Regions from separate parts of the Mus musculus genome. Here regions 2, 3 and 4 are each linked to region 1. A link is a loop called in an ENCODE intact Hi-C map of the cell type or tissue named here. Cell type or tissue: heart. All regions are shown on one strand.

What was found. A loop is a pair of places that touch in the nucleus more often than their neighbours do. Peaks named below come from ENCODE experiments on the same cell type or tissue, not always from the same donor. Only the 100,000 strongest peaks of a DNase experiment are listed, where the experiment ranks them.
Region 2: a loop joins it to region 1, with 2.3 times the contacts of the local background. A loop is called at or near these places in 5 of 42 quality-filtered maps.
Region 3: it touches region 1 in a loop (2.9-fold over the local background); 15 of 42 quality-filtered maps call a loop at or near these places.
Region 4: a loop joins it to region 1, with 2.9 times the contacts of the local background. A loop is called at or near these places in 6 of 42 quality-filtered maps.

Annotation. Positions count from the first base shown.
Region 1 is chr11:32,344,724-32,352,723 of GRCm38, reverse strand. Sh3pxd2b (SH3 and PX domains 2B) reads right to left here and starts at 4,884. Exons shown (of 13, transcript NM_177364.4): 1 at 4,756-4,884. The coding sequence starts at 4,830. In heart, no CTCF peak of the experiment used is centred here; DNase peaks (open chromatin) are centred at 3,063, 3,213, 4,493, 4,943 and 2 weaker places; H3K4me3 peaks cover 2,671 bases; H3K27ac peaks cover 3,557 bases.
Region 2 is chr11:32,431,478-32,439,477 of GRCm38, reverse strand. No RefSeq gene overlaps it. Among named protein-coding and RNA genes, the nearest start is that of Ubtd2, 20 kb to the left of the region's middle. In heart, no CTCF peak of the experiment used is centred here; a DNase peak (open chromatin) is centred at 3,557; H3K27ac peaks cover 653 bases.
Region 3 is chr11:32,451,766-32,459,765 of GRCm38, reverse strand. It overlaps Ubtd2 (ubiquitin domain containing 2), which reads right to left and starts at 4,396. Exons shown (of 3, transcript NM_173784.4): 1 at 4,220-4,396. The coding sequence starts at 4,289. In heart, a CTCF peak has its summit at 4,203 (motif pointing left); DNase peaks (open chromatin) are centred at 3,805 and 4,715; H3K4me3 peaks cover 2,935 bases; H3K27ac peaks cover 2,289 bases.
Region 4 is chr11:32,599,299-32,607,298 of GRCm38, reverse strand. Stk10 (serine/threonine kinase 10) reads right to left here. Exons shown (of 19, transcript NM_009288.2): 10 at 6,428-6,558; 11 at 3,509-3,632; 12 at 2,999-3,178. Among named protein-coding and RNA genes, the nearest start is that of Fbxw11, 39 kb to the left of the region's middle. In heart, a CTCF peak has its summit at 4,565 (motif pointing right); DNase peaks (open chromatin) are centred at 2,078, 2,388 and 5,158; H3K4me3 peaks cover 382 bases; H3K27ac peaks cover 1,831 bases.

The DNA.
Region 1 (8,000 bases):
AATGAACCTGGCATCTCAGAGAAGGGGAGGGACATCAGTAAGCCACTTAAGGTCACCCAGCTTCATGGTGGGATCTCAAGGCAGCCTGTATCACCTGGACAAACATGGCTATCTCAGTTTCCATGCGTTGTCCCCTAGTCATGTGACCTCACACACATACTTGGGATTCTCTGCACCTACAGTCTCCTCAAGGGGTAACTGAGGACACTAATCTAACCACCTGAAAGATTACTATCCCAAATGTATAAACCTTTCACATCAAGAGAAGATGAAAGGCAAAGCACACTGAGCCAGCAGCAAAGGACACACAGGCAATTCAGAGGAGGACTCTCAGCTGGCCAACGAAGGCACAAAAGGCCACTCGACCGACTGCCTTAGCAAGCAGGAAGGGCTGACAAGCGTGCCGTGAAGCACGCAGACTGACATCAACTAGAAAGGCTGATAATAAAGAGACTGGTTGAGAGCAGACAGAGCCCAGGGACACAGCTCATAGGCTGACATGCATAGCTGAACACATCCTCCAAGACCCAGCATAGCTCCTGTTCTGAGTCTATACATGGGAGCAGTTTCCACCAGGCTAACTACTGGGAAGAGCATCCCTGAGTCCCCAGTAGGAGAGAACTTTACAGATGACAGAGGGAAATAGTCACAAACGGAATACTATGCAGCAGTTAAAATGAACTTTGGTATTAACATAGATCTAAACAAGGCAAGATTTTTATAGTTTCAAAACATTGAAGACAAGACTGAGGGGGGCGGGTTATCAGGTAAAACATGTAAAGGTCAAGGAGGGGGATACTGATGGCAAACGGGGTGATAGAAAGGTTATAAAACTGGACTGGGGTGATGGCTATTCAGCCTTATTCAGTTACTACAAACACCAGTGACCTCTGCGGTCATAATGGGTCACTGTGGCGATGTGTAAATGATACCCAGGGAAAGCAGCTAAAAAAAAATCCTACTAACCCATATTTAATTTTACGTGTATAGATGTTTTGCTTGGATGTATGTGCATCACATGTGCCTGGTGCCTGTGGAGGCCAGAAGAGGGCATCAGATCCCCTGGAACTGTGTTAGAGATGGTTGTGAAGTGCGGTGTGGGTGCTGGGGATCCAATCCAAGTCCTCTCCAAGAGCAGCAAGGCTCTTAACCACTGAGCCATCTCTCCAGTCTGGAAGTAAAGGCAGATCTCTGTGAGTTCAAGGTCAGCCTGGGCTATGTAGTGAGACTTTGTCTCCAAGAACAAAACAAGCTTGTGTAAATGGTAAATAACAAATGTAGGGTAGTGGCTTGGGGAAAGTTATGACTGGGAGGGGACACGGGGTGCTCTGTGACCAGGATTTATTTTAAATATAAAGACAGAAATTATCTGAAGCACATACGGAAGCAGAACCTGACAGAGGCAGAGTCGATGGGCAGGAATGGGCTTTATTCTCTCTGTCCCTCTGCAACACTGGTGTCACACAACACGAGTCTACCATCCTTAAAGAGCTGTTAGGACAGCCGGGGCGTGGCAGAGCATGCCTTTAATCTCAGTAATGGGGAGGCAGAGGCGAGCAAATCTCTGTGAGTTTGAGGACATACTGGTCTACGTAGGACAGCCAGAAGTATTACACAGAGAAACCCTGTCTCTATAAACAAAATAAAACGTGCCCTTGACCCTGACATCTGCCTCATCAGGTCCTCTTCAGGATACTCTTCTTTGGTAGTGTAGGAGAGGGCAACCTGACAAGACTCCCGGAGCTGACAGGTTTCTAGAAAACACTCCCGTTAGGGAGGGTGGCCCTGGCATGTCCCTCTGAGGGGCTCCCTTCACACTCATTCTAATTCCCAGACTCTGAGTGGGACAGGCATGACAGAGGCTGCATAGTGACAACACTGGCCTTGTCCACAGGAGAAGATGGCCGTTGTGAAGAGATTGCTAACCAGACATGGAGGTGGAGCAGGGGACCCAGCCCCGAGCCTCAGGCACTGCTGTCTAACTGTAGCCTCAGAAGCTGTGACTTGCTTGCTCCCTTCCAGGCATGGCATCAGGGGGACACAGCAGCCAGGACACTCCAAACTGGTGTGCGCACTGCACTGTGATGCTCTGACTGGGGCAGAAATGCATGCTGTCACCCCTGTTAAGGTCTGCATATGGTCTGTTCACACTCAAGAGTTATGTGCTGGAAGCTTGGTCCCCAGGGTCATGCCAGGAAAAGTGGCAGGACTTAAGAGGTGGAGCCTAGGGAAGGGTAGTTAGGTCATTGGTTATGTGGCTTAAAAGAGATTCTGGTAGCTCTCCTAGGACAATCGTTCCCAAAGGTTCATACTACAAAAGAGCAAGGTGGCCCCTCCCCCACCTTTCTGGTTTCTAGGCTCCCCTTTCATAACCTCTCCCTCTACACGTGCTCCCACCATGATGTCACCTACAACTCTGACGTGGGCAAGAAGCCCTTCCCAGAGGCCAAACTGATGCGACAGTCCAATCTTGGACTTCCAGCTTCCCAGATGGCTGTTATTTTCTTTTTACAAAGTACCCAGCCTCAGGTACTAGGCTATACAATGAAACTAGACTAAGATGGTCCCCAAGGGGACATGCCACACTCAATATCTGGTTGTATTTTTGTTCTTACAACTGAGGAAAGGGAAGCTGCTGTGTAGAGGCCAGAAGCAAGGTAACATCAGCCAGGCCTCCAACATCTGCCTCCACACCCACTCCTTATTGTGTGTGGAGCTTGGGGGCAGGCACTATAGTCCAGTCTGCTGCTGCTGCATTTGGGACGATGTCACTATAGAACCAACTTATCTGCTCCTCTGGATGGCTCTGGCTGCATTCTTCTATACTCCAACCCCCATTTGGGGAACCAAAGACTGGATGGCAGGGAGAAGGCCCCTCGTCACAGCGGTGACTAAGCCCGAAAACAGAAGAACAAGCTCTCGCATGATTTCAATCAGAGAGACATAGACGCCACAGGGCTGCAGTTAAGAAACCCCATGTCAGTCACATGATTGCCGCCCCCCCTTTCCTCGGGAGGAGGCATCAACACCACATCTTACAAATGAGGACACAGAGACTGAAAGAAGTAATATTTAGCAGCCTGGGAGTCGAAGAGCTAAGCTTGCCCAAGCTAGAGGGCTACACATACCTGGCTCAGGGAGCCCTGGACAACTGGCTAGAACCTCAGGGGTACCCCTCAAAGCCACAAAAGTCTGAGCTGATTCCCAGGTTTTGGGAGCGTTCTGTCCAGGGCCTCTGTGGGTGTGTGGGATGTGGAAAGGGGCGTGGTCTGACGGGCCAACGTCTTTGGTCCAACAGGCCTGCTCTGCTCCTTACTGTTAGCTGCCCCATCCTTGAAACAGACTTGAGAAGACCACCACTAAACATGTGTGACACCACAAGGGAGTAGAAGGTGACACCCAGTCCTTGGTGGTTCTATCTATTCTGGTTTGTCGGATCTGGTGGAAGGCGGCATGGAGGAGAATTTCAGACTTCCTCCAGTTGGTGTGTTGCTGAAAACTGTCCCATACCCAAGAGGCAACTCAACAGGCTTCAACAAGAAACCAAGACTTGGCAGCATTTGAAATAGTTAAGGGGGGGGGGGGGGGGAAAGGGAGTGGGGGTGGGGAAACCAAGACAATTTAGCTGAGCTCTGAAGCAGGGAAAACTTAGCTCTATTTAAAGATACCACAGGTCCAGGAAGCAGCCCCCCGCTGGCTGGCCCAGGGCTGAGTTACTGAAGGCCTAGACTATAACAATACACTGGAACACAGCACACCCTTTCTTGTAGAGTACAGTGGATACCCGGCCATCTCCTTTCAGAATTTTATGGGCGACTCAGGGAAGGCATGTATAGCTGTCTGCTTTGTAAGAATGGATCTCTTAAACAAATAGATCCAAAGGGGCTTCCAGGGAGGCCCCTGGCCAGCCTTTCTCCAGCCAACGCCCTCTCTAGTCATTGTTCCTCACTTCTTTGTTAGGATTTTTTTTTCCCTCCCTCTTGCTTTTTTCTTTCCTGGTTAACTTCTTCAGGACTGGCACAGCCACAGGGAAGCCAGTCCCCCTCACACCTGGAGTGAAGTCCCCAGGGCCTCCTCTAAATCCACTGTCCTACTACCCAGAACCTCTGAGGTGGAACCAAGGCCACCTCAACCTCCAACAAAGTCCCCAAGCAGCCTGAGAGGCCACTTCCCACTTGAGGGTCACCGTGGGCCCCAGGCCCATCGTCCACGTTTGAGAATCCTCAGCCTTTGAGTCTCAGCGTTCCCATCTGCAAAATGATGCCAGGGACCCATTTCCTCCACACCTTAGCAGCTCCAAACAAAATTCTCCTGTCACAGAGGGGGGTTACTCCTGGGGAAACTTTCCCACATTGTTAAGCGGAAGTTACAGGGAAGGGGCGCTCAAATGACCCATGCACAGAAGGATGAAGGGCTAGGTTCGCTAATCCTATGAGGCTGGGCGCCTCTGGGTAGGAGGGTGGCCTGAGACCCACGGCTCCGTGGGTTTCTCTCCTGGTTTCTGTCTTAGTCTGCAGCAGCGGCTGGGGCCAGACTTTTGTACGGGTGGGCAAGGCGAGAGCTCGCGAGGAGATGGCGAGGACCAAGGGGCGAGCGGGGAGATGGCGGGGAAGGCACAGGGACCAAGGGCTCGTGGGGAGACAGACAGCAGGGAGGGCGCGGGGACCCGGGGCGCGTGGGGAGACGGCGGTGAGGGCGCGGGGCACAAGTTCTGCGCGGGGCTGGGATCGCCGCGTGGCGCGGACGCCGACTCACATAATGCTTGTTGGGCACGCGCCGCTTCTGCACGTCCAGCACCTTCACCTCCACGATACTGCGCCGCGGCGGCATGGCCGTTCTCCGCGCCCAGCGCCGTGCGGGCCGGGCCGGGCCAAAGCGATCCTTGCCGCCGAGCACTTGCCGCCGCCGCCACCGCCCTCCGCGCCCCGCCCCTGCCCGCCTCCACGCCGCCCGCCCACCCTGCTTAAAGGGCCCTCCCGGCCCGGCCCGGCCACGTCCGCCCGCGGGCCTTTGTCCCCGCGCCCGGCGGGACGGCGCGCTCCGCCCCCCGCGCCCGGGCCTGGCGACTCTAAACCCAGGCACCCAAGCATCTTGCTCGAGCTCTCCATTCCCGTTAAGGGCTCAGGGAGGTTGCCCATCCCCCTCGGTGTGTGAGAACCGCTGGCGTGCCAGTCGCTATAAATCCGATCGCTTGCCCCCAGGGCTGGGGGCGGGGGCTGGGGGTCAGGGAGAGGTGGTCACTAGGTCTCTTGGGTTTACTGTCTATGACAGGGAGAGGAAAAACTGCAAAAATGGCCTGGCAGCCCTGCACAGGGCTGCGAAGGTGAAAGAGAGCAGGGATGCTGGGTAGGTAGCAAGCCCCTGACCCCGTGGGGGACTGAGTCCACACCTGGCCCTGTGCCCTGTCATTATCACGGATGCTCACTTAAAATCTCACAACACCTGGGAGTTGGGGGTCAGGAGGGGATGGTTAATCGCCTTTTACAGAGGACCTGAGGACAGCCTCTAGATTCATGGAGCAGGTGGGTCCAACCCATGGTTGCCCCACACTAAGCAAAGCAAAGCTACAAGTGGCTCCACATCTCTTTTCTCTAGCTCATCCTAGCATTGGCTGGGCGCTCAGTAACTAACAGATGCTGGCTGAATGAATGGATGGATGGATGGATGGATGGATGGACACACATAACACCATGGATAGGAAGTTCAGACTGCAGGTAGTGGTTTCTCAGCCACGAAGCAGGGGTTCCCCTTCAGGCACCTCCCCACCCATAGATCAGTCGAGGAATTTCTTAAGGGAGAGTTCTCGTCAGTCCAGGCAGGCCTTGCAGACTACTTTATTTTGAATCCCTCTGGAAACCCCTCTATTGCCTTTTTGGCTTCTTTGTCCGTGCTTTCTGCTGTTCTGGCCTTGAAGGCTGGTCTGGATGGGCTTCACTAATAGAAGGGGTTACTTGATTGGTACCAGGCCAAGGCGGGAGGATTGTCTTTACCAAAGCCAGTTTTGTACCAAAGATGGCTTTGTGCTGCCTCAGGCACAGGACTATCTTCTTGGCGCTCTTGATTAAGCTGTTCTTACTGACCCACTCGGAGATTGTGGAGAGTGGCATCCATTTGGAACCAGGGCCCTCCCTGGCCCAGTAATTCCCTCCAGTGCACCAGATCCTAAGGTGCTTCCCCAGCAGAGCTGCCACCCAAGGCACCCGCTGGTTTCTCTCATGTCCTGCACAAAGCAGAAGCACAGACTGTAGAAGTTGGATGTACCTGAATCAGCTAGCTCCTCCCACTTCCCAGTTCCCCAGCTCTGCCTGTAGCTGTAGTAATGCCATCATCTTCCCTGTCCCGTCATCCTTGCCCCCATCCTCCACCTCCCACCCTTGCCGGCTGATTTCTGAGTGTGAGTCGGATCACTCTGGGTCGCTCACAACAGTTCAGCCTTGCAGCTTTTGTCCTTGGGTGTCCGCCTCATTTTAGTTAAGCACCCACAAGGTGCATCTGCGTCCTTGCTACCTGCTTCAGAACCTCCTTCCTTTTTGTGGCTGAATACTTTTTCATTGTGTGTTTCCTAGCCCTTCCTTTTCTTTATTCATATAAATGTGGTCACTTTGGCTGTTGCCACCCTTGGGCTATTGTGACTAAGGCTGCTGGGAATGTTGACATACAGATGTCTGTTCAAAGTCCTTACTCAGTAGTTCTTTAGAGTATGTTCTGGATTGCATGGTAATTCTACCTGGATTTGCTCATTCTTTTGTGGCGCTGCATGCCTGTCTTCCTGGTGGCAATTTTGTTTACTTATTTTATATATAGGAAGGCTCTATCTCATGTACACCTGTGTGCTGGAAGCAAGCATTAGATCCCATTACAGATGGTCATGAGTCACCATGTGGTTGCTGGGAATTGAACTCCGGACCTCTGGAAGAGCAGTCCATGCTCTTAACCACTCAGCCATCTCTCCAGTCTATCAGCAGCGCACAAGAGGCCCAGCTTTTTCCAAACACTCCCCCCTGCCCCTTACTTACTGCTTCTTCTATTGTTCTTGACCACGCCATCTCAATGGTGTCAGGAGTGACTCACTGTAGCTTTTATTTGCTTTTCCCCAATGATTAATGACAGGAAAAAGACCTCTGCTGTTTAAACTCTGCTGAATTTTACAAGGGGGTTAGTGCTTTTCTCTTGCTGTTGTGAATCAAGTGGGAGGGAAATCTCACTTAGTCCTAAGCTTGCTCCAGCCCAGCTATCAGCCTAACAGTATTTGTTGAGGTCTGTCTGTGAGCTTGGGGCTGGCCTGGCACTTTACTTACTAGGGTCTTGTCTTACTAGGGTCTCATAGCCCTGGGAGTTACAAGTCATCCTTCCTGTTTGCCGATGGGGAGGTTGAGGAGGTGTAAACAGACAGGTACTTCCCTGTGATGACGTTGCTGAGATGACATGACATTTGCAGAGAGTCTGACTCCAGACTTTGTGTTCAGCCATCAATCTGTGCCTAACAGGGCATGAGATTGGGCAAGTACCTTGGTCTTCTTATCCACAGGTGGCATGAGAACAGCCACAGTCTCAGAGGCTTGTCTGAGGGAGGTATCTCATGGACAGTATCTGTATTGTTGTGATTTTTCTACCAGGTAAACTGATAACAGCTAAACTCTCCCTTAAATCTCATTAAGTCTCAGGTTCAACTTTAATCTTGGTGTTGCCCAAACTCCATCCATGTTTTTTCTTACCCTGAACCTCTTTTAGCTCCTGCTCACATGTTCAGCCTCATTCCCGACCAGTCACCTCTCTCTTTTGGTGCTGGGGAGATGGCTCAGGGGTAGAGCACTTATTGAGCAAGCATAAAAACCTGAGTTTAGATCTCTAATCATCATATATAAAACTGAGTGCCGTGGCTCATATCTGTCAGCTTTCCACTGAGGCAGGGGACATGAGACAGACAGGTCCTAGTGGTTTGCTAGCCAGCCAGTTTAGCAAGTATGTGAGCTTCAGATTCAGTGAGAGAACCGGTCTCA
Region 2 (8,000 bases), 87 kb before region 1:
AAGTAGACAATAACAAGTCTGACAAGTCTTCGCCATCACCATCAAACTCTGCAGCAAAGGTCCTGGGATCCGGTCCCACCAGCGTGGCTTGAGTTCTGTAGAGCGGGATACACTTATTGGCTAGATCTAGGCCACGTGCTCGTGCCCACCAATGAATGAAGCTGGTCCCATCCAAATTACTGAAGGGAAAGTGATTCCTCAAAGGCAAATGGGGGTGATGCTACGTGAAGAAAGGAAAAAAAAATAGCCAACCTCAACAAATGTCCACTCTATACAAACAACAGCTCACTCATTGTCTGTGTGCACATGTGTATAAGTGCAGGTGGAACTCTTTGATGATCCTCATGTGAAAGCTGAAGCCTGAACCACTCTAAAGTCATAAACTTGTTGAGCGTTGAATGATGCCACAACTGAGAGATTCCACAGGATCGCAGCTGGGGGGATGGCTTAGTGGATAAGAGCATCTGCTGGACAAGCATGAGACCCTGAGTTCAAGTTCCCAGCACCTGCTTAAAAAACTGGATGTGAAGGGCAGGGCTGATGGTGGGGAAGTGTGATGATCACTGGGGTCTTCCGGCTGTTGGCCTAGCTCCAGGTTCAGTGAGAAAAATCAGGGGACAGTTACATTTCAATTGTTGACTCAATACAATCTAGGGTCGTCTGGGAGAATGATCTCTGAGAATGTCTGTGAGAGATTATCTTAATCACATTAATTGATGTGGGAAGGTTCACCCCCTGTGGGCTATACTATACTGTGAGCTATACCATACTCTGGGCTTGGGTGTTCTTGTTACCTTTGTCAACTCCATACAATCTAGAGTTTCTATGAAAGTCTCTGAGGAACTGCCAAGATCTGATTGGCCTGTGGGGATTGTCTTGAGTATTAGTTGATACAAGTGGGCTCAGCCTACTGTGGGAGGCGCCATCCCTAGGCAGGTGATCATGGGTTGTATAACAAAGCTTCCTAATCATGAGCCTGTGAGTGAGTCAGAGAGCCAGCCAGGAAGCAGTGTTTCTCCACGAGTTCCTGTCCTGACTTTCCTTAGCAATGGACACTGTGGCCTGGAAGTGTAAGCCAAATAAACGCTTTCCTCCTTAAGTTTTTCTTAGAGTGTTTATTGTTTGTTTGTTTACAGCAACAGAATGGAACTATAACACTAGGGTTCCTGGGCTGCGTAAGGAGCTGAGCACCATGCATATATTAATTTATTGTTCTTGACTACGGATGCATCAAGTTTCTGCCATCTTGAATTCCTGGAAGAGCTGGGCTGTACCTGAACCTTGAGCCAAATGATGCTTTGCCAAGGTATTTTATCACAGCAGCAGGAGTGAAGCTGAGATAGACCCTATCTCAAAGGAACAAGACACTCAAAGGTAGAACAGGATAACCCGGCATCCTCCTCAAGGGCAGATGCCTTGCAACACACGTGTACCCCCCCCCCACACACACCATATAAGTACACACACACACACACACAAATAAAAATAACTAACCCCCCCAAAAAACCTCGAAGTTTTAAAAAATTAAAATAATATTGTCATCAGGCTATGTGTAGATGATCCATGAATCAATTTCATATTTGGCTCAGTCTCCTCCCTAGCATATCTCATTTTGCAATATGCAAATATTTCAATCTAAACTTCAAAGTGATTCTGAGTTCTAAGATACTCAATATATATATAGGTCATATATGTCCTTGCAGGCTACTTCTGTACAAGCTAATTTTATTAATTGTATTGAACAAGCTAAGTCATTTGCAATCTGTCATACAGTAAGGATAGTGGTGGCAGCTGCTGTTAACTGTATCCCAGAGCTGTGTGAATCATCCCAAGTGTAATCTTGACACTAACTCTATGCCACAGGTATTGTCACTGCCGCCTGTGTTCTGCTGGCAAAAATCTCAGATCACTAAACCTGTTTAGCTTCTGTGTCACACCAAGAAAACAAATCAGAAGCAGTCTAGGGTTTTTCTTGACTCTTTTTTCACCTTCTTCCACTCTGTCCCATCTGGGCCTGTTCACGCAGCAAACGGCAGGGGTGGGGGAGTGGGGGAGTTGAGAAGCCAGCTCTCTCCCAGAGACTCTGGAAGTGGAGAGGAGGAGTGACAGAAGATGTTTGCCTAGAGGGTCCCGCTCAGTTTAGTGGAGGTGACAGTCACATAAACAACAGATTACAATGCAGTGTGACACATGCTAAAGCTACAGTCTCTATAGAGAATTCTTGTTTTGTTTCCTTTGACACAATGAGTTGAAAAAAAAACTTATTTTAATTTTAGGTGGGACTTTTGAAAAGGTAATCAGATAATTTTAATTACAATCAAAATCATTTTAACCATAAACTTCATTGAATACTTATCTCTCAACCCAGAAAAGGTGAGTTAGGTGTGCCTGTCCTGTTTGCCTGTCACTTGGAGAGTCTGAAATATATGTGTTGTCCCCTGCTACACGGCTGACTTCCAGAGAGCCGCTTCCCTCGGCCTGATTCCTTACCACATCTGTCTTCTGGTTGCATTGCTGTTGCTCTTGAGACCTGACCAAGGCATGGAAATCCAACATATTTTCAAGTGTGGACAGGTTAATATGGGCAGGTCAGATGCATGGTTGGTGCTGAGTTGTGTGCACTTGGGACTTTCCAGTGATCTTGCCGCTCTTTTGTTCTAAGGACTGTGCAACCTGCATTTGGTGTTGTCTTTAATGCCTCTTAGAGGGTGCTGACTTCCCTGTCTCCTGACAGAGAATGAGCAGGCCTCGGAGTCAGGCTCCTCACCATGAGACTAAGCCTAGCTGGAACATGATGCTAGTTCATTTTTTCTGAACTTACTTTTTTTTTTCTTCAAACTATACAAAGCTTTCTGATTATTGTCGCAGAGATAAAGCTTCCTGTTAAGGTGACACATGTCATGCCTTAGTTAATCTATTTATAATATAATATTGAAAAATGGCTGGTACAGGCGGGGCAAGGTGACAGCAGTGATGGGTACAGGGCCACTCAGGTCAAGTTTTGTTTTGTTTTAGTTTTGTTTTGTTTTGTTTTGTTTTTGAGACAGGGTTTCTCTGTATAGCCCTGGCAGTCCTGGAACTCACTCTGTAGACCAGGCTGGCCTTGAACTCAGAAATCCTCTTGCCTCTGCCTCCTACTGCCCGGCCAGGTCAAGTTTTAATAACGATGCTGCCATGCACAGGGCTTTGGCCTTTCCAGTATTGTACAAACAGATTGCTTTTTCCTGCTTTGTGCCCCTCCATCATTGAATTTTAGGGTTTTTTTGCAGCTGTCCTATAACCTTCTACATAGTTGCCTGCCCTTCATAAGGGGTCTTCCTAGTCACACTATAAATACATCCTTCTTTTCCAGTTTCCCAGCAACACACATGATTTAGAGTAGATTCCAGAAAGAAGTAGATTCCAGAAAGAAGATGGGTGTTCTGCACTCTCAGGCACAAATAGAACTTTCAGGGTTGTCCACACAGGCTCCAAGCCCAGGCCCTTCTTTTCGAGGCAGCCCTGCTCCAGGAAATCTGTTTGCCTTGAGTCTGGGCCATAAAGGAGGGGCCTGCTCAAGGGGCCCCGCATTCCTAGATGATGTGTGTACAAGGGAAATGCCCAGCCAAGAGCATGTTCTCCGCAGATGTTACTGACTCCCTTATTGGAGGGGAGGGGTAAGCTCTGCCTCTCATGAACACAGTACCAGGCCTCCCCCATGGGCAGACAGAGACTGTTCTTAGAAGAAGGCTTCTATACTGGTCTCCCTGTCAGCAAAGCACTTTGCTGTCTCCACAGTGTTTTGCTGTCCTCAGCCTCATAGGATGATGTAGCTGATGACGGAACTGATGAGTAAGGCACACAGCAGCCATGTGAGCCTGTGGTCTGGTACCCACACCTTCCGTGTGTTCAGGTGTGAGAAGGAGAGCTCTAGATGGGGGATGGGGTGGGGGAGGTGGTAACACCAATACAGTGCCTGACACACAAATGCAAGGACCGGAGGTCAGATCTCCAGACCCAAGTCAAAAGTCTTGAAACCCAGGAGGTTGGAGATAGGTAGGTCCCTGAAGCTCACTGTCCAGCTGGCCTTGCTCACTGAGTTTGTTTTCAAATTTGTTTTTTCAGGTTAGCTGAGAAACTTTGTCTCAAAAAATAAAAAGTGATCAAGAAGACTTGAGTGGGTATCAAGCCTTTAATCCCAGAACTGAGGAGGCAGAGGCAGGCAGGTCTCTCAAACTCAAGGCTAGCCTTGTCTACACAGAAGTTCCAGACCAGCCAGAGCTACCCAGTGAGACCCTGTCTCAGAAAGAGAAAGAGAACTAGAGGAAGAGAGAGGGGAGGAAAGGGGGAGAGGAGGAGAAGGGGATGGGGGAGAGGGGGAGGGAGAGGAAGACAGAAGGGAGGGAAGGAGGGAGGGAGGGAAGGGATGGAGGGAGGGAGGGAGGAAGGAAGGAAGGGAGGGAGGGAGGGAGGAAGGGAGGGAGGGAGGAAGGAAAGAAAGAGGAAATAGGTACTAGTCTCTGATTGTCTTTTCTATTCCTGTCCTGCTTTTGAATAGTTGAAATATGTCCTGGGAGTGGAGAATTTCTCAGTGACTCTTTCTCCTAAAACATGCATTTCTTAACTAAAACCCTGCCAAGGGTTAAAATAAAGGCAGTTAAATACAGACAACACTTAATAAGGTGCAGGCCTCACTCTCCTGCTCTGGGGAAGAGCTGAAGTGTCTCTGTTTTGAGGTAGTATCGCCTGCTGTAGCCCTGCCTAGCCTGGAACTCAGTATGTACATAAGGCTAACTTCAAACTTGCAGCAACTCTGCCTCTGCCTCCTGGGTGCTGGGATTACAGGCACACGCCAACATGTCCATCTGAAGAAGGTATGTGCTGGAGCTCTGAGCTTAACTCCTCATGCTGGTATAGCAGGCATTTAAATGACTACATCATCTCCTCAGTCCTTGGTTGAAAAAGTTTTGAAAAGCTCCAATTTTGGGGGAAGAATTTGCTTTTATAAACAAACCCTTTTTGGTGGTTTGAATATGCTTGACCCAGGATGTTGCATTATTTGGAGGTGTGGCCTTGTTGGAGTAGGTGTGGCCTTGTTGGAGTAGGTGTGGCCTTGTTGGAGTAGGTGTGGCCTTGTTGGAGTAGGTGTGGCTTTGTTGGAGTAGGTGTGGCCTTGGAGGAAGTGTGTCACTGTTGGGGTGGGCTTTAAAGTTCTACCTAGTGTGGAAGCATCAGTCTTCTTCTAGTGGCCTTCAGATGAAGATGTAGAACTCTCAGCTCCTCCTGTATCATGCCTGCCTGGATGCTGCCATGGTCCTTCCTTGATAATAATGGATTGAACCTCTGAACCTGTAAGCCAGCCCCAATTAAATGTTGTCCCTATAAGAGTTGCCTTCGTCATGGTATCTGTTCAGAGCAGTAAAACCCTAACTAAGACACTCTTCCTTTGTCAGCCAGGAAGGCCAGGGCCCTTGTGAGGGCCACTTTTTTCCTGAGCATGCTAGGTAGAATTTAGTGTGAACTGACAATGCACCCAGCCAGTGGCACACAACTGGAAAGCACGTCTGCCCATAGTTGTGGTCTAGTGACAGAACACTTGGTCCTCTTTCCTGTCTCACTTTCTCTTCTGAGCCTAGTTCTGGGGCTTGGCCCCAAGCAGCCCACCAAAGTCAATATTTCTATGAAGTCTTTATCTCTGAAGTTTTATCTTAAGATATAGGTCACCTTTTATTCTGTTGCACGACACACTCTTTTTTGTTTTCATATGGAAATATATGAAATAACTTATTGATTAAATTGACCAGCTTCCTACTGCCCATTCTATTTCCGACAGTCTATTTAGGGGCAAGAAGGAAACTACAGGAGCCTTGTGTCTGTCTGTCCTGCCCCCCTATTGCCATGTGTCACTGGGGTGCCAGTTCTAGTCCAAAGTGAATCTTGTGTGGCACTTCTGCATCACCCAGAGCTTGCACAAGCTTTTGTGCTTTCCTCTGCCCTGTAGAGAGGGCACCCCAAAAAGGAGGGAAGTTCCTCAGAAAGTCTCCAGCTGGGAAGTCTGTTCATTCCAGGCTTGGATGGTAAAGCAGAGTCAGAAAAAAACAAAACAAAACAAAAAAACATAAACAAAAAAACCCCACAAAACTTCCCAGGGGCTGGAGAGATGCTCAGAGGTTAAGAGCACTGGCTATTCTTCCAGAGGACCTGAGTTCAATTCCCAGCACCACATGGCAGCTCAAAAGCTGTCTGTGACTCCATTTTCAGGGTATCTGACACCCTCACACAGACACACACGCAGGCAAAACACCAATGCACATGAAATAAAAATAAATAAATTTTAAAAAGCTAATGTGGAGCCCAGAGTAGTAGTAATACATGCCTATAAAAAACAAAACAAAAACAAAAGCAAAACTTCCCAATGAGAATGTTGGCATCCTTTCCTTTCTCATTTTACAGCATCAGGGATGGTACTCAGGCCCACGCTTGTGCCAGGCAAGCAACTTAGCAGTGAGCTATACATCGAAGTATTGACTTTCTGGTTTTCATTTTGATTCCATTAAGATAAAAATGGACGTGGAAATGCTAAAGGACACGCATGTTGGCTCCAGTAACCAAGTGCTCTGAACAAGGGAATGGGGGCCTCAGACTGGTACTTCTAATTTCCCAGGCTGAGGAGAAAAGATGCAAGTGTGACTTCATACCAATGTGATATATTTGTGCCCAATGAGGGTAAAATGGATTCTGCCTGGCCAAAGCTTCTCCAGTATTGCCATTAGAGTAAGGTGAGCCTCACAGTACAGCATATCTAGAAAGACTCCAAGCACCTGCCCCCACTAAGACTCCATATGTCCGTGTGCAGAGAGACAACTGCAGCAAAGCTGGGGGGCATAATGTATGCACACTTATATGTGTAAATATATGAACATGTTTATAATACACAAATGTTGGAGATGAGTAGCAACATTGAGGCTGTTAGTGTTGCTTAGGTACAATCTTGGTAGCTGTGAGTGGTTTCTAAAGGTGGTCATAGTTTAAAAAATATGTATTCATGTGTGTATATGGGTATTTTGTCTACATATATGTCTGTGCACCATATGTGTGTCTAGTGCCCTGAGAGGTCAGAAGATGGCATTGGAGCCCCTTGAACTGGACTTACAGAGATTCTTAGTGGCCATCTGGATGCTGGGAATCAAATTCAAATCCTCTGGAGGAGCAGCCAGTGCTCTTAACTGCTGGGTCATCGCTCCAGCTCCAAGGCGCTTGTCTTTGATTTCTATTATAGCAGCAAGGAGGACGCTTGCACCTGTTTTCCTTATATACATATTATATATTGGTACCATAATTAAAATAGTGTAAGTGTAAATACTAGGGGTGTATAAGAAGTTTGCTATCTCTAGGTGGGTACAAACTCACCTAAATTTGAACAACCATTTTTATTCAAGAATGTGACCAGAAACTAATAACGGGGAGCTATAGAAACATTATGGTGGTCCCTCAAATGCTTCAACATAGGGGTTGGGGTTATAGCTGTGTGTGAAGAAATGCCCTCTGTGAAAGTGAGAAGATCTGAGTTCAAACCTCCAGGCTCTGAACAGAAATCATGCATGGCCTTTAGTGCCAGTAATCCTGGCACCATGGGATGGGAAGAGACAGATCCCAGAGGCTCACTGACTCCGACTTAGCCAAAATGGGTGAGTTCCAGCATCAACAAGAGGCACTGTCTGATCACAGACGATGAAGAGGGTAGAGGAAGACACCTGATGTCGTCTTCCGGCCTGTGAACAACTGTACCCAGAAGTATAAATCACATACACACATGCAAGCACCATGTGACCCAATGGTTTTAAATCAAATCGAAGACTTCTACAGGTGTTTATATACTTTTTTTTTACCCTCAGAATTACTTATTTATTTCTGTAAATTTCTATGTAATCTCTTTTCATAAGAAATATATAACAATATACTTAAATTTTTGTAAACAGGCATCTTTTTTTCCTCCAATTTTTATTAGGTATTTACTTCAT
Region 3 (8,000 bases), 110 kb before region 1:
ACCAAACCTGAAGGACATGGCATTTCAAAACCTCTAGAGTTGCGATGTCCTGAAAAATGGAAAATAACAAGTGCTGGTGAGGAGGGAGAGAAATTGCAGAGAGATTTCAGGTAGGAATGTAAGACAAGTATGGGCTCTATAAAAAAGTCTGGCAGGTCCTCAAAAAGATAAGTAGAATCGTCATAATTCCCCAACAGTTCTACTTCTAGGTATTTTTTTTTAAAAGAAATGAAAATATATGTTTATGCAACTGAAGCTCACAAATTTATTATTTGCACCAAAATGTAGAAACAACTCAAATATAAAGCAAGAGGCAGCTAGGTAAGAGAAATGTATACACACTTACAACAGGATATTATTCAATCATAAAAAGATTAAATACTGACACCTGCTATTAGATGAGCCCAGAAAGATTATGTTAGGTGAAATAAACCACAAAGGAAAGACTACTATGAGATTCCATTTATATGAAACATTCTGAACAGGTAAACATCATTTAAAAAAAAAAAAGGTGCATTAAGAGACTGAGAAGAGAGAGACATAGCCTCTGAAGAAAAGAAATGTGGATGTGGATGGTGATGACAGTTATAGAACATTGAACTGCATTCAAAATAGTTATCAACATGTGGTGGCACACTGCATCTAGCACCCAGGAGGCAGAGGCAGGCGGATCTCTGAGTTTGAGGCCAGCCTGGTTTACAGAGTCAGGAGAGCCAGGGCTACACAGACAGACCTTGTCTTTAATAACAGTAACAAAAACAAACAACAAAAAAGGTTAATACCACATTTTATGGTAGTTTCTTAAATAAAACAAGAAAAGGAGGAAAGCTTTTTTAATTTCAGTCCTGAATAAAAAACTCTCACTGCCATTCTAAGCATTCTATATGACATGGAGGACATTATTTAGTTTCTTCAGGCTTCAATCTTCACCTACAATATAGGTTGACTGATATTCATCTCAAAGAATTGTAGACTCAATGCATCTATTAACCCCTTAGCACAGGACTCGTTACATAATAAATACCAGATAAATACAGTAGATTTTATAATTCCAAAGACACTGTTACTCACTGAGTAGGTGTCTGTAAGGCTGCTATAAATGGGTATCTGAAAGAACTCCATAACGATGCAAAGACATCCTGAAGTAGTGATTAAGGCAACACATGTCCAGCACTTGCCTAGCTTCCTGAGAACCTAGGAACCTGCAAATACCAGAACTGGTTCTCTTGGGTGTCACTAAAGAGCTCACTAAAGAGATAAACTTAAAAAATAAGCACACTGGCTTGTTTCCAATTAATTGTATTGATGCTCTCCTTAAATATTTATTTCTAAAAAATCATAAAGGGACCAGAATAAAGGCTCCAGAGTTCAATCCCTGGGACCAACATGGTAGAAGAAGAGAACCAAAAACTGTCTGTCCTCCATTTATATTTGCAACACACACATACCCTTACCCCTTGTCTACAGGTCTTAAGTACCAAGTCCAGCTTCACAATGTTATTAAAAAGAGAACCATAGAGAATACGCTATTTAAAAATGCCTCAACCATGGAAGACTCAAGGAAATGAAAGTGTGGGGAGTACATTAGCTAATCTTGAATCTATAAGACCTGTCTTGTTTCAAATTCGGCACACACACACAAAAAAAGCCTATGTACCTTAAAACCCAAACCTGAATTCTAGATAAGGTAGACCAGAAGAACTCTAGATAGCATAAAAAACTCAAACAGTGTGGTGTACGCCTTTAATCCCAGCACTCGGGGCTGGCAAGATGGCTCAGTGGTTAAGAGCGCCGACTGCTCTTCCGAAGGTCCCGAGTTCAAATCCCAGCAACCACATGGTGGCTCACAACCATCCATAACGAAATCTGATGCCCTCTTCTGGAGTGTCTGAGGACAGCTACAGTGTACTTACATACAATAAATAAATAAATCTTTAAAAAAAATTATAATCCCAGCACTCAGGAGGCAGAGGCAGGCGGATTTCTGAGTTCAAGATCAGCCTGATCTACAAAGTGAGTTCCAGGACAGCCAGGGCTATACAGAGAAACCCTGTCTCAAAAAACCAAACCAAACCAAACCAAACCAAACCAAACCAAAAAACTCAAACACAAGTCTTAGTGTGAAAATTAAGCCATCACCATAGTGTTATAATGTTCTGTAAGAATTCTCCAAATTCTTTCACAGAAGTAATCTACCTAAGATGACTTTTTTTTTGGATATTTTATACTCACATTAAAAATACTTGGATCCAGAAGGAAAAGGAAAATACAATATCCAAGTATTTCAGATTATATCTATTATGAGCCAGCTGACTTGGAAAGGCTAGGGTCATTCTAAAATGGTGGTGCTCACATAGCACTATGAATGTTAACCATCATGAAATACATCTGAAGGCTGCATTATACTCCATGTTGATAAAAATCAATATAACCAGATTAAAACTGCTGATGTTTGAAAAGCTAAGATCTTTGCTAACACCCTTAGGAAAAAAGTCATTCCCTTTCAAACAACAACAACAAAAAAGAACTGCTAACATGTTAAACTGAAACACATATTACAGTAACTTTTTGTTGTTTTTTTGGTAACACAGTTTTGCTATGCAGCCAGGTCTGGCCTGGAGCTTAAGATCATCTAGCTCCAGCCTTCAGAGTTGCTGGCTCCAGTTAGCTCTTACCTCTCATGACAGTAATGGAGAACAAAGGCTTCCAAAATTAAATTCCAGAAAGAATTCTTTTATCCCCTACAGACCCGTCTTCTGCCAGCTACATCAGGGCTATCCCGTGTCCTTTCCCCAGAAGAAAAAGACGGGGTACTCCCTCTTTTAAAACTTCTCTTTAGAAAAACTGCAGATTATGGTCCAGAAAACTTAAATGTTGAAAGAAACAGATATTAGAGCTATCTAACTGTAGGCTACTGGTAGAAATTATCTAAAGCTAGGATTTCATGCTTCTAAAAGCTCATGCTAATACTGTGATTGGATCCTAAGTTGCACTGCCAAAAGGCTCAATCTTAAAGGAATATTATAATTTTAACATATGTCAAAGTTATACTGAATGCTAGTAAGTACTAGCATGCTTAACTGGTACCATCTGATCACTGATCTGCCCTCAGCCCAGTGGTATCACGCCCTTTCTACACTTGGGCTTTGTTGTCAAAAGGACCTCACCAAGTAAATAGGCTGTGACGTGAAATCCACTACAAAGGAGCATTTCCATGGACTACTTTTTCACGACAGTTTTCACTGAGTTCTCAAATAACTTGCCCAACATTTAGTGACAGAGATTTTAGTGAAGTGGAACGGCTAAAACATCACGTAAAAAGGGAAATGTCTTGTACAAAAGTTGGGTGCCTAAGAGTCGTCTCAAGGTGTGAAAAGATGTGCCTATTCTCATGCAACTAAACAACTTTAAAATATGCACCCGATTTGAAGGCACCCAATACAAGGTTCGAATCAAATCATGTTATCCCTGGTTGGTGGCTCTTTTCTACAAGGTTCGAACTTCTACACACTCTATATACTGGATGGGCTCCGCACTTTTAAGGTCAATAAAAGCAGAGTCAATCTTACCACTCCTATCCCTCTACAACGACTACGAATGGAATTAAGAGACCTCTCATCACGGTTACGGTAACCCAGAAGTGCGAGTCGCGTTGGAAAAACTTTTACTCAAAGCACTAATCTTATACTGGGGTACTTTCTATCCTGCACGTTTTCCTTTTACGTAAGACACATCGGAATTTGACGAGTGCGCCCCGACGGCACATTGGGCTAACGCCCCTGGCAGCAGCAGAGAGCCACGTTTTCCTCGGGCCGATCGTCTCCCCCCTCCTCCATAAAACACTGCCCATGGCCACTTGGAGACTTCCCCAACCCAGCTCCAGAAACTGGAACCAACCGGGGCAGCTGTCATCCGAAACTCAGGAAAGCTGAGCCCGGCCAACTCTGCCGACGCGGGAAGGGCTGGGGGTGCGGCGGGGCCCGTCGGGGGCACTCCCGGCTGTCCCCCTCCCCGGCCCCACGAGCCGCAATCCGGCAGCCGAGTTGTCCTCCCAGCTAGAGTACCCCCCAATCCAGGCCTAGGCCCGCGGTCCCGCGTGGGGCCCGAAGCGCGTGGCGGGGCCGACGCAGAGCAGAAACGACAAAGGGGCGCGGGGTCGGGACAGGTGGCCGCCGCCGCGAACAATGGGGGGCCGCGGCTGCCCCCTGGCGCCACCTACCTCCCGTGCCGTCCGAGTTCTCGTTGAGGCTGCCCGAAGAGTCGTGCTGGGCGCCCACGCACCCGCCCATGGGGCCGCGGCCGCCACCTCAGGGCGCTCGTCCCGGCCGCCGCCTCAGCCTGCTCCCGCGTCGCCGCCTCGGGCCAGGCGCCGCTCTCTCGCCGCTCAGCCTCCGCCCCCTCGCCGCTCCTCCCACCGCCTCGCCCAGCCCCTTCCTCCGCGCCCACTTCTACCTCAGCCCCCCGGCCGCCTGGCCCGCAGGCCCGGCCCGCGTGCCTTCCTCGGCTCCCGCTCGGCCCCGCCAGGCCGGGCTTGGCCCATCCCGGGCGGGCCGCAGCGCCCGCTCGCCCCTCACTTCCCCGCGCCCCCGCGTCTAGGCAAGCCCCACCACTGCCGCCGCCGCCACCCGGCTGCCAGGCCCCATCGCCCCCGCCCGCGGCGCCACCCTCAGCCGGGCTCGGCTTGCACTCGGCCGGCCCGCTGGAACGGCCTCGAGGGGCGGGGCCGCGCTCTGATTGGCTGCATGCACCGAGGGGGCGGAGAATACCGAGCAGAACCGAGTGGAGACGAGCGCCCGAGGCCGGGAGAGTAGGGGGCAAGCGGAGGTGGGCCGGAAAGAAGGGGGAGGACTCAAGTAAGGACGAAGTGGCCAGCTCGTCCTTACTTGAGGACGAGGTGGGGCTCCTTCTGGTGTGGCCGGTGGGAGAGGGTACCGAGGAGTCGTAGGAGACTCTGGGTCGTAGACGGGCTGGGCGTGCTTAGAGGGGTTAGCCTGACCGCAAGTCCCTGCACCCCTTGAATTTGTGGAAAGCAGCGAGCTGGCCACCGAGTCTGGGTTTCCCTTACCCCAGGTCCGCAGCCCCTGCCATCACTGCGCCCGCTTGGTAGAGGTGCTCTCTGATTGTGCAGGCCTGTTGTCCCGTGCGGGGAGCGAAGGGGCACGGGTGTGTGTATCGTTCCCACAGGCTTCGCTTTACCGACAATACTACCACTCTAGATCCTGGCATTAGACATCTTAAGTCGTCTTTAGAACAAAGTGAAGTATTAATATTAATACTCTGCATTTTATAAACTAGAATTTGGTACATTGACCACGCCCAACATTCTTGGCGGTTACCATCCCAACCTAAGCCAAACTGTTAATGGCCCCTTTGGAGTTGTGCTCCTTGCTGTGGCGCCTTAACATTTTTATCGGCCTGCTTGGGTGCTTGGGTCTTTGAAAGCATTTTTTTTTCTTTTTTTTTTTTTTTTTTTTTGCCTAAGCTGTTCCACTTTTATGCCAGACTTTCCTTTTATAAAACCCTGGGTCAGCTTTTGCTTAGCATTAAAAAAAAAATTTTTTTTAAGTGAAATACCTAAGAAAGAGACAGTCTGCTTCTTAGGATTTGCATTTAAATGTATTCTCATGCACTGCTGGTGGGAGTGTAAATTGGTTCAATCTTTTTGCAAAGGTTTGGCAGTGCCAATCAACAGCTTTAAAAATGTTCCTACCATTTGAGTGGGGTTATTTCACATCTGGGAGTCTAGCTTTCAGAAAAAGTCCAAATTAAAATTTGCGGCCTGGTATTCATTTGCTAGGCAGGCAAAAATTTGGGTTAAACAAACAAAGCTCTGGGTTTATATGAAAACACAGAAATGGCTCTGAAATAGAAGTCCACTATTTTGTCTTAATGCTTGAAGGATTAGCTTTACCGTCACTGTAGGCCTGAGCTCTGAAAAAAATAAGCAGTATACAGTTAGATGTTGTTACGGATTTTCAGAGCTTGCTTTTCCATAAGGGCTTGGTAACAGCCGTGTCACAGAGCCGTCTATCTGATCCTTCCCAGCTGAATGCTCACGTTGTCAGATACTAGTCACTTTATCTCTTCCCTGAAGGAGAGAGGCTGTCTGAGAATTTGCAAAGAGATTGCTTTGTCCTGAATTTCACTCCAGAAATTGCAGCAACCAAGACTTGTACGATGTCTATTAAACAGATGGTAGGCACCCAAATGCTAAGGGCTTTCTGCTGAGCAGTACACTGGCGCCAGCAAGAGAGAGCAATCTAGTGGAAAGATTCTTAGCAGTGCTTGCTCGCCATCCTGCCTGCATCTTAGAACAGAGACACATGTTCCCAGGAGCAGAGTCATGTAGCTGTAACTCAGCCCCAGATCTGCTATTAACTTCCTGGGTTGGAATCTGGCTTCCATCTTGTATTCCCTGTATGACTTTAACTTTTTGTAGAGCCCAGGTTTCTTCTTGCCGGTAAAACAGGGCCAACAAGTAATACTCCAAGTTCTGTAGGGGCACCGTATTAACTCCTCTGTTTACTCCATATCTAGCCTCACCTATCTAAATTCATTGCTTGCCCAATCTAACACTTAAGAAACATGTTCATACATTTATATCTCTATGATTATATATGTATATATATATATATATGATTATCTGTAGATAAATTATTGCTATATATACTCTCCCTTTCCCTTTTCTTTGAGATGGTCTCACTATATAGCTTTGACCTCACCCTCACAGAGATCTGCCTTCCTCTTTTCTGCTGAATGCTGGAATTAATGGCATGAACCATTATGCCCAACTGTGTGTGTGTGTGTTTATTCATGTGTATGTGAATGTCTGTGGAGGCTAGAAAACAACCTTGGATGTCATTTCTTAAGGGTTGTCCACTGAGTTTTGTGTGGGGCGGGTACATGTGAGTGCCGGTCGGGGCCAATCTTGATGCCGAGACCAAAAAAAAAAAGGTGATTAGCAATGGAGGAAAGACACCCAATGTCAACCTCTGTCCTTCATGTGCACACACAAGCAATGTACACAGCACACACACACCTAATAACCTTCTGTAATAACTTTCAGAAACAATGTACAATATACACTTCCCCTACGATTTTTCAAAGTAATAAAAATTTAAAAATTAAATCCAACTGGGCAGTGGTGGCATATGCCTTTAACCCCAGCACTCGGGAGGCAGACTCAGGAGGATTTCTGAGTTCGAGGCCAGCCTGGTCTACAGAGTGAGTTCCAGGACAGCCAGGGCTACACAGAGAAACCCTGTCTCGAAAAACAAACAAACAAATTTAATCCATAGCCATATGTGTTAGAAGGGTATTTTTTTTCCTGGCCTCACAATTGTTGCTGTTTTGGACACTATCTACCCTTGTAGCCCGCAACCAGCCCTGAGCTCTAGGTTTTAAGTCATTGATCTTTATGCCATGATTATTCAAGTTTGGTGGACTTTGTTACTGTAGCTCTACAGTAAGTTTTAGATTTGTTCCTTTTCTCTCTCTCTCTCTCTCTCTCTCTCTCTCTCTCTCTTGAGATGCGGGTCTTTCAGTCTCATGTTTCTCAGGCTAACCTCAGATTCCTGGGCACAAATCATCATAGCCCCATCCCTGGCCCCACCCCCAGGCCACCCCAGCCCCCAGCTTCCAGGGGAGCTGGAACTACTTATATTTGCTATTATTGCACATGGCTTGTTCTTTTCTAAGCTTGTTTTGTTTATTCTGGGCGCCTTGGATTTCTGTATGAATTTTAGGATCAGCTTGCCCATTTCTGGAAAAAGCAGCTGGGATTTTAATGGGAAATGTGTTAAGTCTGTGAATGGTGAGTGCCCGAGTACTGCCATTTTGACAGCGTTACGCCAGTTTGAATGTGGCTATTTCCCCCTCATTTGTGCCTTAAATTCATTCCTGTAGCGGTGGTTTCAGTGCCACGCCTTGGGTTTTGTCACATTTCTAAATTTCCTTTGCCATGCTGCTGTAGATGGATCTGTCATCTTCTACAGATCATT
Region 4 (8,000 bases), 250 kb before region 1:
TGTGCACCATATATGTGCCTTGTGATGACAAAGGCCAGAAGAGGGAATTGGGAGTCCTGCCCCCCAGAACTGGAGTTACAGAGAATTGTGAACTGCAACCTGGGAGCTGGGAACTGAACCCAGGTCCTCTGAAAGTACAGTTAAGTACCCTTAACTGCTGAGCCACCTTTCCAGTCCTCTAAATTGATAATTTCCAAGTATCTTATAAAAGTACCCTCCCCAGAAGACATAAATCTAATTCTAATAAATCAAGAGTGGATTTGCATGCTAAAAAATTAAAAATCACTAACAGTCAGGCAGTGGTGGTGGCACACGCCTTTAATCCCAGCACTCGGGAGGCAGAGGCAGGCGGATTTCTGAGTGTGAAGCCAGCCTGGTCTACAGAGTGAGTTTCAGGACAGCCAGGGCTACACAGAGAAACCCTGCCTTGAAAAACAAACAAACAAACAAACAAACAAACAAACAAAAAACCTGTCATCGGAGGCTCAGTGTTGTTCTGATGGCCGTTTCACCCAAATTGATAGACAAAGGTAATACTATGATGTGAGTGAAAAGGCAGAGAGGGGGAAGAGCCAGTGACTCAGGACTCAAACTACCTGATGCCAAGGTTCACCAGTCTGGGCTCACAGACACAGACAGATGAACCCATGCGATGTGCAGACCCTAAATGCACCAAACCAGATCGGCTCATCACGGTCGACTCCTTTTCCCTAAAGAAAACTTGGCAGAAGGAGGTGGCTATTTCCAACACACAGTGCTGGGACAGGCAGCCCACAGCAAACCCTGAGCCCGTCCACACCTTACTCCTTACAGAATGATCTCATGGGGAAATACAACACCAAACATGGTAAACTTCTAAAAGACCGCACATCCCATTGGGCTGGGGAAGGATTCCTTGGCTTCTTAAATAAGCCATCAAAAGAGTCATCCCTAAAGAAAACAGTTCCAGGACAGCCAGGACTGCACAGAGAAACCCTGTCTCAAAAAACCAAAAAAATTAAAAAAAAATAAATAAAAAGAAAGAAAAAAGAAAACAATTAGGTTTGTGAGACAAGCCATGAGAGGAGAATAAATATTTGCAAAATAACATCTCATAAAGTCCCAAATATAAAGAGAATGTCAGAATTCAGTAAAAAGAAACCAATCTCCCAGCTAAATAAAGGAACAAAAGAGTTTGGGACAGACACCTCACCCAGAAGTGGCATGCAGGCAGCAAGGAAGCACACGGTTGGTTCAGAGCATCTGTGTGATGTCATCGACACGTGCTCACAATCTGACTTCCAACCCCCACAAGCTTAGCCTGTCTCACCCTCTCTTTCATTTCCCAGGTTTTTATTTTTATATTTTAAAAAATATTTATTTATTTATTTAATATATGTAAATTCTCTGTTGCTGTCTTCAGACACACACCAGAAGAGGGCATCCAATTACAGATGGTTGTGAGCCACCATGTAGTTTCTGGGAATTGAACTCATGACCTCTAGGAAAGGAGCCAGTGTTCTTAAGTGCTGAGCCATCTCTGGTTCCCTCCTTGGGTGACTGTGTTACTGAGAGTGAGGAGGGATTACCTATGCATTCACAGGATGTCAGCAGGAGATCAACAGATGGCCCCACTCCATCCCCAAACTGTGACACCCTCCAAAATGTGTGCAGACACTGTCAATGTCCCAGAGAGCTGGGGACAGAAGACTCCAGCTCAGAAACACAGATTTACATAAAATTCCTAAAGGAACAGTTCATTTGTGTACCTTGGCCTCTGTGCCAGGCGTGGCATCCAGTCCCAGCCCAGTGACCGTGACCACTCTACCACATGACGTAAGAGCTAGACTCAGAACTGAACTTTCACTGATTGCTGATTGCTTTGCTTTGGGAGACAGAACATTAAAAGCAGCAATCGAGCACAGGGTCTGAGTTTCCTTTCGAAGGCATGGAAGACACTAGAGACATTCTGATGACAGTGGGAAGGGGCAGAAGAAGAACGAAGGCAGAGTCCTGTGGGGCCACTTGGCAAAGAGGCGGGCCCAAGGACTCCTGGGACCATTTGCAGTGAGCCCTGTTCTCTGGCAGAGAAGCTGCATTCCAGGGCAGTGAAGTCATCTACTGCATTGGCACCCCATTTTCCCAACCAGAAAAACAATCTGGCTTTTAACTAAGAAGCCCCCAGGGTTCCTTGCAGCGATCTGGTGTGCAGGGCTAGGGAACTCAGAACCATTTATAAACTTAGCTGCATGACAGGGACAGATTCTGAGAGACAAGTCATTACAGAATTTCATCAACCCGCAAACTGAGTAAAATTCCTCAGGGAAAATCTAGTGAGCCAACCTCCCCATCACCAGAGCTCCCTGCTTCAGTTACAGCAACCGACACAGAAGCAGCTGCAGTGCGTTGGACAGCACGGAAGACCCAGAGCTAGCTGCCTGGGGGCCTCAGGAAGGTGTGTGTTGGCTATATGCAGGCTACACCATCATATGGAGTGGTGGCCTTGAACCTTCTCCAACCCCCAAGCCAGGAGGAGGAGGAGCTGACAGAAGGCACTTAGAAAGGACCCAGCTAGGGGTAAAAGCCAACACAGGAAAGGGGCACCCAAAAGTCAGAGAAAGAACTACAAGTGTCATAGCTTTGTGGCTGGGCACAAGGCCCCCCAGTGTGGCTGCCCCAAGAAGGGAGGCTATGACGGCGAGTTTTATGTCAACTTGACATAAGCTAAAGTCATTTGGAAAGCTGGACCCTAAAAGAGAAAAGACTATCACCAGACTGGCCTGTAGACAGCCTGGGGAGCATTTTCTTGATGGATGACTGATGTAGGGGGCCCAGCTTACTGTGGTTGGTTCTGGTGGCCCTGGCTTCTACAAGTAAGGAGGCTGAGCAAACCGTGAGGAGCAAACCAGTAAATAGCAACCCCATGGCATCTATGTCAGCTCCTGCTTCCAGGTTCTTCTGCTGCCCCGCCCCCGCCCCGCTCCCCGGCCCGGCTCCCCGACCCGCAGCCTTTCACCACCTCCTTCTTCATTTGCTTGAGTTGCTCTTGGAACTTGGCGTAGTCTCGATCCTGCTCCAGGCGGATCCGCTTGGCCTCCTCTTTGCGGCGCACGCTGTGGTCCTGCTCCATCTTCTCTACCTGCTGCTTCTGCTGCCGCTCCAGGTTTTCTAGCTCCACGTCATAGAATTTCTTCTTGGCCTGGAAGGTGCACAGACAGACTAAGAGGTATCCAGGAGCCACTTCATACCTCAGAGTCTGTTCAAGATCCAGACTTGAGTCCCAGCCCAGCCACCCTTTGCTGTGTGTCTCAGGGCAAGTTACTTAACCTCTCTGTTTCCTCTTCTGCCCGGGCAGGACCATGGCACCGCACTCCACACAGGGGATTTCCTCTAGGGGTGTTCCTATTTGACTCAGGGTCACTGTGACCTAACCACCCTTCTACGACTTCTACAATGCCCCTCCCCCCCAACCCTCCACCTGAAGAAAACCCACAGGCCAGAAGCTCCCGGGGGCTCTCCTCTCACTCACGTTGATTTCTTGTTCAAAACGTTTGTGCATCTGCTCCAGCTGCAGCTCGTGCTTGCTGCTCAGCTGCGTCTGGTTCCGATGTTCTTCTTTCTGCAGAAGCCGAAGCTCTCGGAGCTCCTGGCGCCTGCGGATTGACAGACACAAACGTTTCCAGTGGGAAGGGGGCCCCCAAGACCATGGTATTCACAGTCTGAGCTGTGAAAGGATGGGCTGTGCAGCTGAATCTTGCTGACTCAGGCAGGGACGGGACCAAGATTCAGGCTTCATTCAATAACCACTGACAAAAAGGTGCGTGTCCTCCATATATAAAGAACACTTACAAATCAGTAAGGAGGAAGGAACTATCTACCACCCCCAAAAGTGGTACACAATATGGACAGACATAAAGCAAACAAGTGCAGAAACAAGAAAACTTTGATATGAGATACAAATATAAAAGAAAAATATAAAAGGCAACTATAGGTATATAGAAGAATTCATACTCCAGGCAATACTGATATAAATTAGAAGAACATTTTGGAAGATACTGGCAATATCTTACAGCCTTTTGGCACCCCAGTTTCACTTCTGGATTGAATAAGGATTTTTTTGTTTCTTTTTTTTTTTTGGTTTTTTGAGGCAGGGTTTCTCTGTGTAGTCCTGGCTGTCCTGGAACTCACTTTGTAGACCAGGCTAGCCTTGAACTCAGAAATCCGCCTGCCTCTGCCTCCCAAGTGCTGGGATTAAAGGCGTGCACCACCACCACCCGGCTGAATAAGGATTTTTTCAAACATTTTTAAAAAATACATGATTTTGTTTGTTTGTTTGTTTTGTTTGTTTTTTCTGAGGGTTTCTCTGTGTATCCCTGGCGGTCCTGACTCACTCTGTAGACCAGGCTGGCCTCGAACTCAGAAATCCACCTGTCTCTGCCTCCCAACTGCTGGGATTAAAGGCGTGTGCCACCACGCCCGGCTGTGATTTTTTTAAAATTTTTTAAAATTATTTTTCATTTTTTTAAAGATTTGTTTATTTATTATATGTAAGTACACTGTAGCTGTCCTCAGATACTCCAGAAGAGGGCATCAGATGGTTGTGAGCCACTATGTGGTTGCTGGGATTTGAACTCGGGACCTTTGGAAGAGCAGTCGACGCTCTTAACCACTGAGCCATCTTGCCAGCCCGTGATTTTTTTTAAAAATTTTTTATTACATATTTTCCTCAATTACATTTCCAATGCTATCCCAAAAGTCCCCCATACCCTCCCCCCGTGATTTTTTTTTTAAAGGATGTTTTTAACAGTGTCGTTTATAATTAAATTTCATTCCACTGGCCAAGACTTGGAGGAAATCCCTAGAACATCCTAAACTATTTCTATTCTGGAATGCTGGATGCTTCCTCCAAAGCAATGATGGCCTCTGCAGAGCCCTGGTCTCAGGGAGCTCCGAGCATCCTCATGCCCACAACCCGCAGTCCCGGGAAGGCGCTAAACACTGAAAACTTAGGCAGAATCTCACTTGTCAACTAGAGACCCAACGCTTGCAGTTTATCTGCCAATAGACACGGTGTGAGGAACAGCCCCCTCCTCCCTCCCCAAGGCTGTTAGTGACAACAGGAGCTTGAGAGGCTACTTCAGTTAAGTGGCTGGCTTGCCTTGTACCTCCCTTCTTGGCCACTCCTTCCCGTTCTCATTGGTCTGCCTCTGAGATGTTCACTGAATCCGACCTCTGCTCCCTGCTGGCCTCCGCCCCAGCCCAGCCCAGCCCAGCCCAGCCCTGCCCTGCTCAGCCTAGCATGAGGCTGATAGTCTTAGACAGCCCCAGTGGCCAGATGGGACATCAGGGCCTGTCACTATGTGTCACCTCCCCTCCTGCCGAGCCTGGAATCCTTCACCCTTCCCTCGAAGCACACAAAGCTCAGGTCTGGCCCCCACAGACCACAGTCCCACTCTCCTTCTGGCCTGGAGTCCCTGTTCTCTAAGGTCCTGATATAAATCAAGAGGCACTCGTCAGGGCCTCAGCAACTACAGGTTCCCTCCAAATGCCCTAGCTCTGGGGATTTCACCTTATTCCACAAGCTCAGCTCAGGGTGGTGGTGGGGAGGTCCCTGAGAACAGCCTGTGCCCAGCTCAGGCACTGACTACTACATCACTCTGTGTATCCTCACAGTGTACAGCACAACCACGAATTAGCCTGTGTATTGTGTTTGGGACCCATAGGTATAAACGTGACACGGGGCATCGCTTCACACATCTGGATTTCAGTCTGCCCCCCCCCCCAGAAGAGGATTCAGGAGTGGATAGTTGGGTGGATGTAGGATGAATGATAACTGAAGAGGTGGGTGGATGGATGGACTAAATGGATGGTTGGACAGATAGATGGGTATAGACATGAGTACATTAATACATTACTATATTAGACATTAGTACAGACATGGGTAGGTGGATAGATAGATGGATAACTGGGTGGACAGATGGGTGGGCAGATAAATACATGGATGGATGGATGGATGGGTGGATGGATGGATGGATGGACAAATAAGTGGAAGAAAATATAGATGAACAGTCAGGTGGTCTGTAGATGGGTGGGTAGACAGCTGGAAGAATGAGAGGACAGATGGATAGGCCAATGGATGGGTGGATGCATGGATGGGGATTAGGTTGCTAGGCAGAGGAGCAGAGACATGGCTATGTGTATAGAGGTTGAGTAGATGGGACACTGGGCATGTGGACGAGTGAGAAGACGGACAAGTGACAGACAGACAGACGGACAGATGGATGTGTGAGTACATGAATGCAGGAGAAAGGGTCTCAAACGCACTCTTTTGCCTCAGCCCCTCCCCCCACTTCACGCCATGGACGGACAGCCGTCCCACCCACAAGGTCGATGCCTGGCACTCCCAGGGCACCCGCCCGTCCCCACGCTGGTGCCTCCCTGGACTTGCCTGAGAAATCTCATCTCCTCGTCTTTCTTCTCATCCTCGCTGATGATCTTGGAGGTGGTGATGCTCACCTCCACACCATCCACCACAAACCGGCGGGTCCGTTTCAGGGTCTTATTGTGCAGTTTTGAGCCCTGGCAACGAGAACGTGCTGGAACTCAGCTAGAGTAAGGTCCGCAGCCTGGGCTCAGGAAGGATGTGGCCATCCACTGTCCCCCTTCCTCAAGCTTGCCAAGCAAGGCCTAAGCCTCTGGCCTTAGGCCACTTACCTTCTGCTGGTACGAGAGAGGCTCTTAACTCACTAAGGGCTTCTTGCAAAACCCAGACCTGACATAAAAAAGAGCTGTGTGTTCACCCTCACTGACCACTGCCAGCTTTGTGACCGAATAACTGCAGTCCACACAGGCTGCTTGGAGAGGACTCCCTGGCCCTCTCTAAGGTGTCATGGTGGTACGGTATGTGTTGCCCATTGGAAATGTTCAGTTCTAACTCAGTTGAGGATTTTGAGAGGGGCCGGTACTGGTTTTCTGATGGCCTCTGTCCTGCCCACTGACTCTGAATTTTCTACCAGCTCCAAAGGCCCTTCATACTAGAACCTAACCCTGCCTCTGCTACATAGCCCAAGGGCTTTCCAGCCCCTTCAAGAGGAGTGGCTACGCCAGGCAGGCTAAGAATTGGTTCCTTGTTCTGTATGCTTCTGCCCAGAGTATCTCACCTGGGCTCTCAACACTTACTGCCTTTTTTTTTTTTTTTTTTTTTAATGGTTCTGGGGACTGAACCCAGGGCCACATATACCTAATGCAAGCACTCTACCATTGGACCACATCTCCGGCCCAAGAAGTACAAGACACTTCTATATAAAAGCTGCTGGCCACGGTTGGGCAACTACATGACTATTGTGTCAGTTCTGAAGAAATAAAACAAAAAGCTTCCAAGGAGGCTCCCGCTTGAGCGAGCTTCTTTCTGCTCCAGCTGCTCCTACGGAGCTGTCAGCTGCTCCTACCCTCATGGCCTCGCACTTGACAGATGTGCCATCTTCCTACCATGTGTTTTATACTGAGCAAATCTTAGAAGGTAACAGGGAAGTGCACAGCGTCAATCACTCTCTCCCCCAGATCTCCCACATCAGCCGATGTTTGGGGGTTCAGGTGGCCAACAGTAAGTTTAGCAGAACTGCTGGAGGCAGACAAGGAAGGGGGTGACTCCTCCTCGCTGCTGGACAAGGAAAGGGCTAAAGGCACACAAGGCCAGGAGCCCAGCCCGAAGTCTGGCCACCTCCCTATCTTCACCCACACAGCCTTGTGCCAGCTGCCAACTTCTTTGAGTCTCCGCTGCCCATTTGGAAATGGTGAGAAGGAAGAGCCTTTTGGTTCTCTTTAAAGCATTTGCACAGGGTGGCTACACTATTTACTGTCACCCACTGCCAGTCAGGAGGCCAGAGAGGAGAGTGATGGCACCCTCACTGAATATATCTGTCAGCACTTGTCACAGAGCTGCCCCCAAGCCGGGGAACCTCCACTTCAGGAATGTTCTTTCCCACTTTTACTGAACTCTTTAACTGAACTTTGAAATTTGA